2 separate regions of the Homo sapiens genome follow, and region 1 is linked to region 2. The links are chromatin contacts, found by Hi-C or POLR2A ChIA-PET in ENCODE. All regions are on one chromosome and are shown on one strand. Each heading gives the region's core, a stretch centred on a gene start or an enhancer-like site at or near the end of the contact. The rest is flanking DNA. Distances are from core to core; before and after follow the strand shown.

What was found. A loop is a pair of places that touch in the nucleus more often than their neighbours do. ChIA-PET counts read pairs that join two places held with the same protein, here RNA polymerase II (POLR2A). Pooled maps may share reads with other maps.
Region 1: a pooled map shows a loop between it and region 2 (1.9-fold over the local background). The contact joins two enhancer-like sites. A Hi-C loop is called at or near these places in 1 of 37 single-sample maps with no recorded cell type and 5 of 50 pooled maps. POLR2A ChIA-PET finds 5 or more read pairs at or near these places in 1 of 52 experiments (SK-N-SH).

The regions. Positions count from the first base shown.
Region 1 is chr9:89,680,904-89,686,987 of GRCh38, reverse strand. The region is part of intron 3 of LINC03062 (long intergenic non-protein coding RNA 3062); the gene reads right to left. Among named protein-coding and RNA genes, the nearest start is that of LINC03062, 44 kb to the right of the region's middle. RefSeq lists an enhancer at 673-1,244. Within about 2 kb of position 1,692, at least 13 of the 41 ENCODE cell types and tissues checked have a DNase peak (open chromatin) inside an H3K27ac peak, as active enhancers do.
Region 2 is chr9:89,998,164-90,004,780 of GRCh38, reverse strand. No RefSeq gene overlaps it. Among named protein-coding and RNA genes, the nearest start is that of MIR4290, 22 kb to the left of the region's middle. RefSeq lists enhancers at 4,827-4,916, 4,967-5,016, 5,027-5,096, 5,137-5,306. Within about 2 kb of position 4,925, at least 31 of the 41 ENCODE cell types and tissues checked have a DNase peak (open chromatin) inside an H3K27ac peak, as active enhancers do.

The DNA of each region.
Region 1 (6,084 bases), core at 443-2,942, 310 kb after region 2:
TGGATGAAGGAGCACCCTGGGATCCATAGCACAGGGCAGGGTACAGGACAGCAAGATACAGGCTCCCTGCCAGCCTGGGCTGGCCCCGAGGGGGCTGTAGGTCAGGGATACCACTGAAGATTTGCCCGTTAGGCAGCTGCCGGCCCTGTGCGACTGCCTCCTGGACTGCACCCCAGTGCTGGAGGTGGCCACCTGGGATGGGTGCAGTGGCTGAGGAAGCTGAGGTGACCCTGAGCCTGGAGGAAGGCCAGCTGGGGGCTGTCTGCTGACCACATCCCTGCAGCTGGGCAGCAAGGTCTTCCTGGAAGGGAGTCTAGAGTGCATAGCAGGGTCCACCAATGCTTCTAGAAAGCTGTACATCATCAGTATCATAGTCATCAGTGTCCTTTGTAGAGGGGCTTCTAGGCATCCTACATCTGATATCTCACTTACCAAGGGGGCAACTCAGCCATAAGGAAACTGAGTGAGCTGCCTACAAAGGAGAAGGAAATAGTTTTATAAAAAGAGAAGGCATATAGTCACCAACAGGAGAATGGGAATGGTAGAATCTGGCAGAGCTGCTCTTGGGAGCTGCCTGGGCATGTTGTTCAGAACCACGTGAGAGCATTGCTGACTCTGACCTTGATGCTCCCCGAGGATGAGGGCTGAGCCTGGAGCAACACAGGTGGCAGGGCAGGAAGAGCAGGCCGGCTCCCTGGGGATGGGAACCAGCAGGGAGGCTGCAGCTCCAGGCAGGAGTGACCAGGTAATGTTGGAACATCTGTCTGGACGTTCTGCAAGAGGCTGAGTCAGCAGCCAGCTAGGTGTGATTTAACTGGAGTGCACAGAGCTAGATGGTAAGAGAAAGCACGCATTTTTATTGTCCTGTCAGAAAATAATAATGCTCTTATGGCCAGCGTGGATCTCAGGTGAGCAGAAAATTGCACATTCGTCATTTCCCTACATATCAAGAGCCGGATCCCCCACACCACATGGGTGGGAATTTCCACCAGGGTAGTTCCTGGGCCTCTCCCCACCCTGCCCCAGAGTTTGTCCAAGTTGTCCAGGTTTACGCAGGGCCAAGCCACTGGCGAGCCTCCCAGTGCTCACGGACCCTGCCCCGGGTCCAATCTTCTGCCCAAATGGGCGCAGCCTCTGTTAGGATGCTGGAAGCCGGAGGTGGAGCATTTATACCCACCAGATCCCCAGCTCCCCCAAAGAACAGGACACAGCCCTCCTGCTGGAGGGACACACAGAGAGCCCTTGCAGATGTCCCACATCCAGGGAAATGTGTGTCCCCTGTGCCATTCCTCTCTGTGGGTACACGCTGGAGTGGAGGAGTAAGACAAAGCAGACAGAGAGCAGTTCCATTCCATGATGGCAACCCCAGGATGACAAGGGAGGCAGTGCCAGACGACTGACGCTGTGCCCACTCCCATGCTCTGGAGTCAGGCCTGACAAGGAAGATTTATTTTTGGTACAGGCGATAAGGCATAAAAACCCACGCACCGCACGTGCCTGTGTTTTGTGTGGCATGAATACATGTTAGCCGTGACCAACAAGAACGCAAAGCCATTACTTGGTGCCTGCAGAGGGAGGCCTGGCCAGTTCCTATAGCAGGACAGCAGCCCGAGCTGTCTCCAGGGAGAACCTCCAGCCTGCAGCTTGAGTCACACAGCACAGATCCAAGGCACCACCTGTGCCTATTCAGATTGTCTCATGCTCCAGAGAAGTCCATGGAGTGCCGTCCAGATATTCCAGCCCAACAAACCTTCTAAGGGAGAAGCAGGCGCTGACTGGCCCTCACGGTCCCCTGGCTCTCCACTGGAGCCAGAGTTCCCGACAGGACTTGTGGAACAGAATGTCAGCATTTGCTTTGTCTGGAAAGCTCAAGAGCATGTGGATCCGGCCTCATTCAACGGCCCAGAATATCTGCCCCTGGCATTGGTGAGACATCACCCTGTTCCTGCTAAAAGCACAGCAAGGGCTGCCGATGTCCACAAGGGACCTGCCCGCCAAGGCAGATTCTGTCTCCCGGGTCTTCTGAGCTCTGTCCAGCTGCCAAAAGATAGGCTGTGCCCAGAGGAGGACAAAACATTTTGCCCAAGGACTTTATTATGCAACGACACGAAAAATTACCACGTGAGAGTTTTATTCCTCTGAAAACACATTTTGTTGGAAACATTAAATGTTATGTTATTTCCTATGCTGTATATTTAAATACTTTATTTTTCTGGGCAAAAATGCCAGGAAAATAACTTGCCTCTCTGGAGGAACTACTCTACCTTTTTTTTTTTTTAAAGAACTGGCACTTCAAAAAAAAAAAACCCTTAGCTGTCAAGAAATGAGAGTTAAGTATTAACTCCATGCCAGCATCCACTTTATCTTAGATTCCTGATATATTCATTTCTCTTCCCCACTTTTCTACTAAAGTCTGCCAATGTCCTTGATTTCATTTTAACTCCTTGTGGGAGCATGCCAAGGCACCTGCAAGCCCTTTGAAAGAAAGGGAGGAATTAAAAGTAAATTAGCAGAGGCACTTGTAAGTAAGCAAGCATAAGGCTTGGGATTTGTGCCTCGTCATCTGAAGCAGCCTTGTTGAGGGCCGAGAGCTGGAAATGGCAGGAGAAGAACCCTTGGGCCCTCTCTCTAAGAATCCATGGGCTGTCCAGGAAGCATGGGGTTTCCCAGTCTGGAGCGAGAAGGGTAATAGCAGGGAGCATCAGGTATCCTCATTGTCTACTGCTGTGTAACAAATCGTCCCAAACTGAGTGTCTTAAAACAACCACAGTTATTTTATGCTCACTCCTGGTGTCAGGAAGGCTCAGCTGGGTGGCTCTGGCTTAGGGCTTTCTGCGGTGTAGTCAGACAGTGACAGGAGCTGTCAGGGGCTGGCCAGGCATCTCATCATACAGCCTCAACCCTTCCCATGTGCTCTCTCCCCATGGGATATTTTGTGCTTCCTGGCATTATGGCGGCCACAGGTGGCAGGACTTGTTGGGTGTTATTAACACTCAGGGCTCCAGCAAGAACCTCCCAGCAGCGCTCAGTGTAGAAGCTGCAGTGCCTTTGAGGGCTCATCCTCAGGAGTCAGACACCATCCCAGCAGACACACTGTCTGCTGGACACTGTGGATCCGCCAGTCCTGAAGATGAGCCTGGGTCCCAGGGGAGGAGGCAGACCTCACCCCTCAGGGGTAGGGGTGCTGAAGAACGTGTGGGTGCATCTCAAAACTGCCACCCACAGTATGCAGCAGTCGCTGGCCCCAACCCCAACTGGAAGGTAAAGAGGGATAGGACGGGTGGACTTCTCACTTAGTCCAGAGAGGTGATAACAAAGAATGCTGGAGCTTCTGCTGCTGGCCAGGCGTGTCTCTACAGAGAGGCAGTGCTGGAGAAGAAAAACACACTTCACTCTGAGAACAATCCACCACTCAGCATGTGCCACACAGACCCTCTCCCACAACCCTGCCAGCCCCTCACCGTGGGCCAAGTATATATGTCTGGATCTGGCTAGGATCACTGCACTACCAAGAAAGGGGCAGCCTGTAGGCCCTGCTACGGCCTGTGCCTGCCAGGAGCACGCTTAGCTTTTGCTTTAGGGTACAATGAGGACACTAGAGTCTAATTGCCCTCTGGCTCTGGGGCTAAGAGACACCACAATATGTGCTTTCACATTTTAAAAAATTTAATTTAAAAAAAATCATAGCTAAATTCCTACTCTGAAACCTTTCTCTTTTGCTAAATTATCTGGAAGTCGTAACTTCAGATGCCCCATGTTTTTGGTTTTTTTTTTTTTTTTTAGACAGAGTCTTGCTCTGTCACCCAGGCTAGAGAACAATGGCACAGTCTAGGCTCATTGCAACCTCTACCTCCCAGGTTGAAGGGATTCTCCTGCCTCAGCCTCCCGAGTAGCTGAGATTACAGGCCCGCGCCACCACACCCGACTAATTTTTGTATTTTTGATAGAGACGGGGTTTCACCATGTTGGCCAGGCTGGTCTCGACCCCTTGACCTCATGATCTGCCCACCTCGGCCTCCCAAAATGCTGGAATTACAGGAGTGAGCCACTGCACCCGGCCTGCCCTGTGGTTTTTGAGAACTTTTAACATGCTATGGCAGATGAAAGTGGATTTGCAAGTCACTTGGGCCTTGGAAAAGACACCAGTTCGAAAGAGGCAAGCCGAGGCACCTCCTCCAGAGCCTGGTGAGGCCAGCTGCCGAGGGCTCTGTGCTCTCTCTGGGGGTGTCTGTGGCCTCTCCCTCTACCTCCAAGGGCTGTGTCCCAAGATGTCATGAGGCCTTGCCTGTCCCCACGCAGGACTTCCACGGCACTTGAAACCTGTGGCAAGGAGTCTGACTTTTGTAGCTCTGAATCTCTGCAGAAGAAGAGGTAAAACCCAGGAGCAAGCAAGCTACGGCTGACCTTTCTGCAGCGCCTTCCCCAAAACGTCACTGCCCACAGGACCCTCTGTGTGGCAATGACACTTTGCTAAATCGACTCTCTACCAGTGTGTCTGGAATTGGTGGGTTCTTGGTCTCACTGACTTCAAGAAAGAAGCGGCGGACCCTCGCCGTGAGTGTTACAGTTCTTAAAGGCGGCGTGTCCGGAGTTTGTTCCTTCTGATGTCCAGATGCGTTCGGAGTTTCTTCCTTCTGGTGGGTTCGTGGTCTCGCTGGCTCCAGAGTAAAGCTGCAGACCTTCGCCCTGAGTGTTACAGCTCTTAAGGCGGCGCGTCTGGAGTTGTTTGTTCCTCTCGGTGGGTTCCTGGTCTCCCTGGCTTCAGGAGTGAAGCTGCAGACCTCTGCGGTGAGTATTACAGCTCATAAAGGCAGCGTGGACCCAAAGAGTGAGTAGTAGAAATATCTACCGCAAAAAGCGAAAAAACAAAGCTTCCACAGTATGGAAGTCGACCGGAGCGGGTTGCCACTTTTATTCTCTTTTCTGGCGCCAGCAGCCTGCTTTTCTTCTCTTATCTGGCCCCACCCACATCCTGCTGATTAGTCCATTTTACAGAGAGCCAATTGGTCTGTTTTACAGAGAGCTGATTGTTCCTTTTTGACAGGGTGCTGATTGGTGCGTTTACAATCCCTGAGCTAGACATAAAGGTTCTCCAAGTCCCCACCAGATTAACTAGATACAGAGTGTGGATTGGTGTATTTGCAAACCCTCAGCTAGACACAGAGTGCTGATTGGTGCATTTACAAAACTTGAGCTAGATACAGAGTGCTGATTGGTGTATTTACAATCCCTTAGCTAGACATAAAGATTCTCCAAGTCCCTACCAGACTCAGGAGCCCAGCTGGCTTCACCCAGTGGGTCTGGCAGGGGGGCCGCATGTGGAGCTGCCTGCCAGTCCCTTACGGTGCACCCGCACTCCTCAGCCCTTGGGTGGTTGATGGGACTGGGCGCTGTGGAGCAGGGGGTGGTGCTCGTTGGGGAGGCTCAGGCAGCCCAGGAGCCCGTGGTGGGGGAGGGGGGCGGTGGCGGGGGGTGGCGGTGGCGGGGCGGGGGCAGCGGTGCGGCGGGGGGCGGCGGCGGTGGGGTGGCGAGGGGGGGCGGCGGCTGCTGGGGCCCGGGGGGGGCGGGGGGGGCGGGGGGTGCCGGGGGGCCGGGGGGCGGGGGCGGCCGCCGGGGGGAAGACTCAGGCATAGGGGGCTGCAGGTCCCGAGCCCTGCCCTGCGGGAGGCAGCTAAGGCCTGGCGAGAAATTGAGCGCAGCACAGGTGGGCCAGCACTGCTGGGGGACCCGGGGCACCCTCCACAGCTGCTGGCCAGGGTGCTAAGCCCCTCACTGCCCGGAGCCGACAGGGCCAGCCACTCTGAGTGCGGGGCTGCCAAGCCCATGCCCACCCGGAATCTAGCGGGCCCACGAGTGCTGCGCAAAGCCCCGGTTCCGGCCCGTGCCTCTCCCTCCACACCTCACCGCAAGCGGAGGGAGCCGGCTCCGGCCTCGGCCAGCCCAGAGAAGGGCTCCCACAGTGCAGTGGCAGGCTGAAGGGCTCCTCAAGTGCGGCCAGAGTGGGCGCGGAGGCCGAGGAGGCGCCAACAGTGAGCGAGGGCTGCGAGGGCTGCTAGCACTGCTAGCACTGTGTCACCTCTCACT
Region 2 (6,617 bases), core at 3,676-6,175:
GACAATGGCTTAGTGTCTGCAGTTTGTGTGTGTGCTTAGCCTGTCTCCTCGACACCGAAAATCTTCCAGGGGCATAGGCTCGTTCTACATTTTGTTCAACACTGCATCTCTAATATCTAGGGAAGGGTAGCCCCTGGGCCCAGAAATCTCACCAGAAAAATCTTTCCTGTAACTAAAAAGCAGCATAGATGGAGGACTTCAAGGCCCCTGTGGGCACAGAGAGTCAGGGATCACTCAGGGACCCCAGTGTGAGCCTAGGACCTGGAGCCCCCAAATACATTGTTCTGTTCAAGAACCCTGAGAAATATGTGCAGAGAAAGACACTCCAGAACTGATTGAGATTTAATTCAGAACTGGGATCTAATTTTACTTAACAAGTAAATAAGGACATAGGACATTTTTTGCACACTCATGTGTGTAGCTAAGATTTATACACCTGTCCTATCAGTAGCCCAGGGTGCCACTCCTCCTCTGTGTGTGAGGGAGCCCTTGACAGGCGAGGGGAGACAGGGAGGTCACGTGAGCTTTCTCCCTCATGGCTGGGCATGAGGTCACTGCAGCTGGTGGTCTTGAATGCACAGAGTCCTCCAGCCATGCCCCCAGCAGTCCGGGAGCTGGGGAGAGTCATCCCTGTTTATTCTCACAGAGTGCCTCCCCTCCCAGTCCTCACCTCACAAAACGCGCACCCGATTGCCTTGCTGGGGGAGACAGCATGTTTCTGATGGAACTCAGAAAGCTATTGAGCTCCCAAGGGGAAGGGTGAGATCTGGGAGAGATGGAGGCACGGAGGTTCCAGTCCCCTTGGGATGAGCTGTCCCTCCCAGGCAGGCACTCATGGTGGCTTTCCTAGACTCCTTTGATCAAAGCATGCTCTTGCAGCAGCACATGCACGGCCTTATCCTGCTGCCTGTGAAATGTCCAGCTAAGCTGCCCTCTCTCCTTCTGACCCTGGTTGTCACTACAACTCAGATGGGGACCCAGCTTCCAGAAAGTTCTTCTGAACCCCTAAATCTTCCCCCTGGGAAAAGACTACATCTAAAAATAGGTAGAATCATCAGTTTTCGATGGGGAGATTATATATCAATTATGCATATTTTTACTTAATTACTTTTGTTTGTTTTCCTGGTTTTCCAAAAGTTCGTGTCCATTTTACATTTGAAAAAGGAGAATATATATTTTGGCATCATCCTTGAATGGCATGAACAATCCCTTGTGAAGAAGCCCCAGCGTCCTCCCATGAGTCCGGACCACCACCAGCACCAAAGACCTTGCCGGAGAATCTGGGCTTCGAGTCAGCTGAAATGTTAAATGGGCCTTTTTGCTATTAAAACTTCCCCCCCGCTTTGACTTAAATATAGTGGTGAGTAGCGCTGGAATGAGGTTTTTGTTCACCAAAAGTTTCTCCCAGAATAGAAACTGCCCCCAGTATTTTTCTTGGGAAGTACATCTATCTGGCAATGGTCACTGTTGACATTTTAAGCTAATGCACTCTGCTATGCAAAGTTAAGCCCAAAAAGCAAAGAGCTGTTTGCCATTTTGTGTTTCTTTTTTTTTTTTTTACCCAAACTCTGCCAGCTGGGGTAAAGACACCCTTACTAGTCAAACGTGCTCAGCACTTGGACTCTTTGCTTGTAAATTCCTGACACTCCAGGCACTGCCCGGGTTGGTTTGGCATCGTGGCCTTCAAGCTGGGGCAAGTGGCCCAAAGCCTTTCTTATCCTTCTCTCTGGCACTTGCGGCCTCCAGCAAAAGAAAAATTAGGACAGTGTTCTTTGCATGAGGATAGAGTTTCACATGCTCTGGTCTCTTCAGAGGGGCACCACTCCACAGATGAAAAACAGCCAGCCAAAAATTAAGCAGCTGGCCCCTCTGTCAATCCAAGTTCTGGGGTCTGGGGCCTAAAACACAGCACCTGTTGCAAGTAAGCAGTTGCAATGGTCCTGCAGCTGTGGGTGCTGTTATGCAGCCATCTCGTAGCAACAACACAGCAGTCGTTGTCAGTCTGACACGTGAGGATGGCATAATAAATGCATTTTGTCACAGCTCCTGCTGCCCCCCAGAAAGAAACCCTGCACAATTTAACAGGATCACTACAAGTCATCATAGAGAAACACTCATTTGACTGGGTCGATTAGCCTCTTGGACACCTTTCTACTAGGTTTCTATGGTTACCATGTTCATTATTTTTGTAGAACAAAACAGCAATTCACAATCTGCAAACCACAATCTCCATCAGATGCTGCAAACCCAACCCCCAACCCTTCCTGCTTTCCTCTGGCATCAGTAACCAGGATGATAGGAAAGTGCCCTGGAATGAAATCACTAAGCATTTAGGCACTTCACATTCTCTGTCCCTGCCGGGGAGAAGCCTGCAAGCACAGAGACAGGCAGGGATCCCAGGATCAAGGGGGCTGGAGAGGGGCAAGGGGTCGATATCACACCCAAATCTTTGGTAATACTTGTATGTTCATCTTGGCTTGGGATCCAGAGTAATTATTTTTTATCCTATCTACCTCTGTTGACATTTTGGCTAGATTGCTTTTCAGATGAAAAAGTTTTATTAAAGAATTGCTTCTGGAAAATAATTTTCAAACCAGTTCTGTGCATGTCGTGATCAAATTCAGGATAACATTGCAAACAGAGACTGTGAATTCCTGAAAAGATTTGGAGTGTGTATTATTATCCGTGTCTCATCTGCCACTTGAATGCAGACGCGGAAAATCTTGGGCAGTGGCCCTTTTGTCAGAAGGAACTAAATGGTACCGCCCTGCTGGAAATGATCCCGGCGGCAGCCCCCAGGCTCACAGCTAATTCAAAACATGAAATGACACCCCAGCATCCAGAATTGCAGGGCCTGTGCTCTGCTGCCTGGGCCCTCCACCAGGTGCCCCTTTCTGTGGCCTCTGCTTTGTCAGAGACATGCTGTGTAGAGCAGGGAACAGGCAGCCTTGACATCCTTACAAAGCACTCTCCTTGGTATTGTTCCTCTTATTTTATTAATACAAACTCTCACGCCTGTAATCCCAGCACTTTGGGAGGCAGAGAAGGGCAGATCACAAAGTCAAGAGATCGAGACCATCCTGGCCAACACGGTAAAACCCTGTCTCTACTAAAAATACAAAAAAAATTAGCTGGGTGTGGTGGCACGTGCCTGTAGTCCCAGCTACTTGGGAGGCTGAGGCAGGAGAATCACTTGAACTCGGGAGGTGGAGGTTGCAGTGAGCCCAGATCACGCCACTGCACTCCAGCCTGGCGACGGAGCAAGACTCCATCTCAAAAAAAAAAAAAAAAAAAAAAAAAAAAAGACACTGAAAGGGCACTGTCTTTTTAATTAAGTTGTTCTCTCTCCCCCGTGTCTTTAGTTCTATACAGAAAAAATGTCATATTTTATTATGCTCTGAAGTCTCTGTTTTAGTTTACTCTGACAAAGCTGTTGCTCAGAGTAAAAGTCAGCAAGTCACCCAGCCATAACACACATTGTCTATACCAGCAGGGCAAAGGTGAAATAATCCAGGGATTGTCCCCAACTCTCTTCTGACATGACGGATGGTTGGCCCAGTACCTGATGGTAACAGGAGCTACGACAAGCAGGAGTACTACAAGATGAAGGGAGATTTGGGACGATGTTTGATCTTTGAAGGTCACCCTTCCTGCGTACGAGGCAGAAGTCAAGCTGACGTCTCTAAGCTCCTCTCCTGGTTTTGAGCAAGCATGTTCCAGGAAGCTGATTTGTTATTTTGGCAAGTGACTGTTTATCATGATGCATTTCGGGGGAGTTGGGGGTCAGGTTTCCTGTTGCAGGGAGTTCTGATAGTTCCTGATATTTACATACATAGGTCTTCAACTATTGATGAAAAATGTAATGTGGGAAGGTGAATTTCAACCCTATGTGGTTGAAACTCAACAAAAAGAATATATAGAGATAAAAAGCTGGGGAGAATGTAGTCTGTATATTACGAGGATTCTTTGAATCCATGCATAGAAATTTGTTGTCTCCATTTTTCTTCCACACAGAACACTTAAAATTCAAAAGTCAGGAGAGGCAACTTTGATGCTGAGAGATGAGCTCTCCATGACATCTCCCTGAAATAGTTCGGATTTATCCTGCAGCCGCAAATCAGAGTCATGCATTACTTCTTTCTGAAAAACAAATTTAAAACCACCCGTCATTCCTCATCATTTGTACAAAAATCCTTATGAAAATGATTAAAGAAGGTAATGGAAGCACAACTCCCGCGTTGGTAAGGACAGAGCAAAGACCTTCCATAAAAGCTAGTTCCCTTCTCCTCCTTTTGAAAACCAAACCAAACAAAAATATCTGGCTGAAACGACAGTGAAACAGCAGAAAATTATTTACCTTCAAAATTGCAGACAAAATAACCCCCCACACACAGTTCAAAGAAATGAACTTGTAAATATTGTGACTTATTAAAACAACAAGGCTATAATTCACTTCACCTCCAGAAAAAAATCAAAACAGCACTTGCTTAACCTCCACAAGAACCCTGAGAAGTTGGCAATGCAAAGGACAGCTCTTTCTGCAGGAGCAGCAGGGAGAGGGAGACTTCGCCTCATGCATGTTTACACAAGGCTTAAAATAGATTTTGAGTGCCTAACGCTGCTCAGCGCCTTAGTGTAACTCCAATGCCAGCCTTCCCAGCAGCCAGTGGACTCCGACCTTGATCCCTGCACCGGTGCCAGGCAAGCCCCAGGAGCATGTGCTACGGAGCCAGTCCACAGAGCTCCCTCCTCAGGGACCCGACACCAGAACTGGACCTTCATCTGGCTGTCCCCAGTCACTCCCAGCGCCTTCTCAGGCATTTTCACTTTCTGGGCAGAAGGAGAGGTGGGCTGTCTCTTCAGTCTCAATACCCAGCTGTCCCAGCCAGGCATGGAAAGTGAAAGCTTGCTGCTGAGAACCACCCCGACTTACAGGAAGGAGCCCTGAGGTTTCTGTGACCCCAGGCCCTTGACTGGAAAGTGGCTACTGAGGCTGAGTGTCTCCTAGCCCTGCCCTGGTGTGTGCCTCCCTGGGGCAGAGGGCACATCTCAGTCATGCCCCTCTCCTCGGGAGGGGGAAGGCCCCACATGGCCCAGAGGTACTGGGGGACCAGCTCAAGCTCCTTTTGCCACAACACTTTTCACCAGAAAACTCTAAGCCTGCAGGGGCTGCCCCTCAGCCAGCTCCTGTGCACAGGTCAGGAAATCAGAGCCGCTGTCAGGCAGGGCAGGCCTCAAGTCCGTGAGCATTTGCCAGGTCAGAGCCTTCTCAGAGCTGTGGCCTGCTACACCCTACCTGCTAAACCTGCATGGAACCCTGGGCTGATCCCCCTAGGTCCATTTAAAACCTGGAGCTCTACTACCAGTTCTAGCCCAGGCAGCGCCTGCCAGCCATCGCAGAACAGCTCAGCACAGCCTGGCAAGGCCAGCAAGCCACTGGGCAAACCGGTTATCTCAGCAGGGCCCAGCAACAAAACTTTCTGCCAACTCAGGTGAAAGAGAGTGAGTACATGTCTGTAATGTCTCTGTGTATGTGTGTGTACATACAACACACACATACAGACATATATATACATATATATTGAGGTATATCTGCACATATATATGAAAGTATATATTTAACAGTAAATGTCCCACAAGTACAGGAAGCTGCATAAAGCAAACATGAAGTTTAATGAAGTCCTATAAGGCAAAAATGCTTGTAACCCCCAGCACCCACTCTAGAGCCTTCCCACCCCCCTACAGAACCCCACTCCCAAATCTCTCCTCCCTCCTGGGGCACAGCTGGGCTGAGTCTTATGGCCATTAGTTCTCTAGTTTTCTTTGTCATTTTATTACCCAAGTGAGATTCATCCTCCATGGAGCATAGTGTTGCCTTTTATCTTTGGCTATGCCTGATAAGTCAGCAAGTGCCCACGCCTGAGGTAGACATGGATATACATATATGCATGTGTGCATATGCATGAGTATGAAAGCAGATGCTGTAACATGCTTAGAACAGAATCCACACTCCTCTCCCGTTCAGGCTAGTGCCCTGCTATTTGGAACGCCATTTATTGGATAAACAACAGACAAGTATAAATTAATACCATACTTTAAAAAAAAAAACTGCATGTGGTGCCTCAAGCCTGAGCCATTAGAACAATTCCCCGAGTATGAGTGTGAAGCTACTCCCAGAGCCAGGAGGCCTCCATGTGTATCTCCACCACTCCCTCTGCAGCCCCATGGGTGGTGAGCCTGGGGACCCCAGTGAAACCATCTCCAGCTCCTACCAGATTTCCAGCTTCTTGAGGAAGGAGGCCGGCAGGGCTCAGTACATTGGCCACAGAACGCAGCCGGAGAAGGAATCCAGGGTGGTCTAGGCCAACCCGTACCCCCTTGATGGGGTCGATTGCCAAATGTCTGTGAATTTCGGGACCAGTTGTTACACACAGCCATTATTAAAAATTAAAATGAATAGATTTGCAATAAAATAAATTATATTAAAATTCAAGATAATAACCCCCACATTGTGTTATTATCAGTGTTCTCTAGGCTGCGTGTCTGTTTATCTGTCTGGTGATATATGTACGTCATCGTACTTAAGGTAGTGGCTCTGCACACCCTTTCCAACTCTG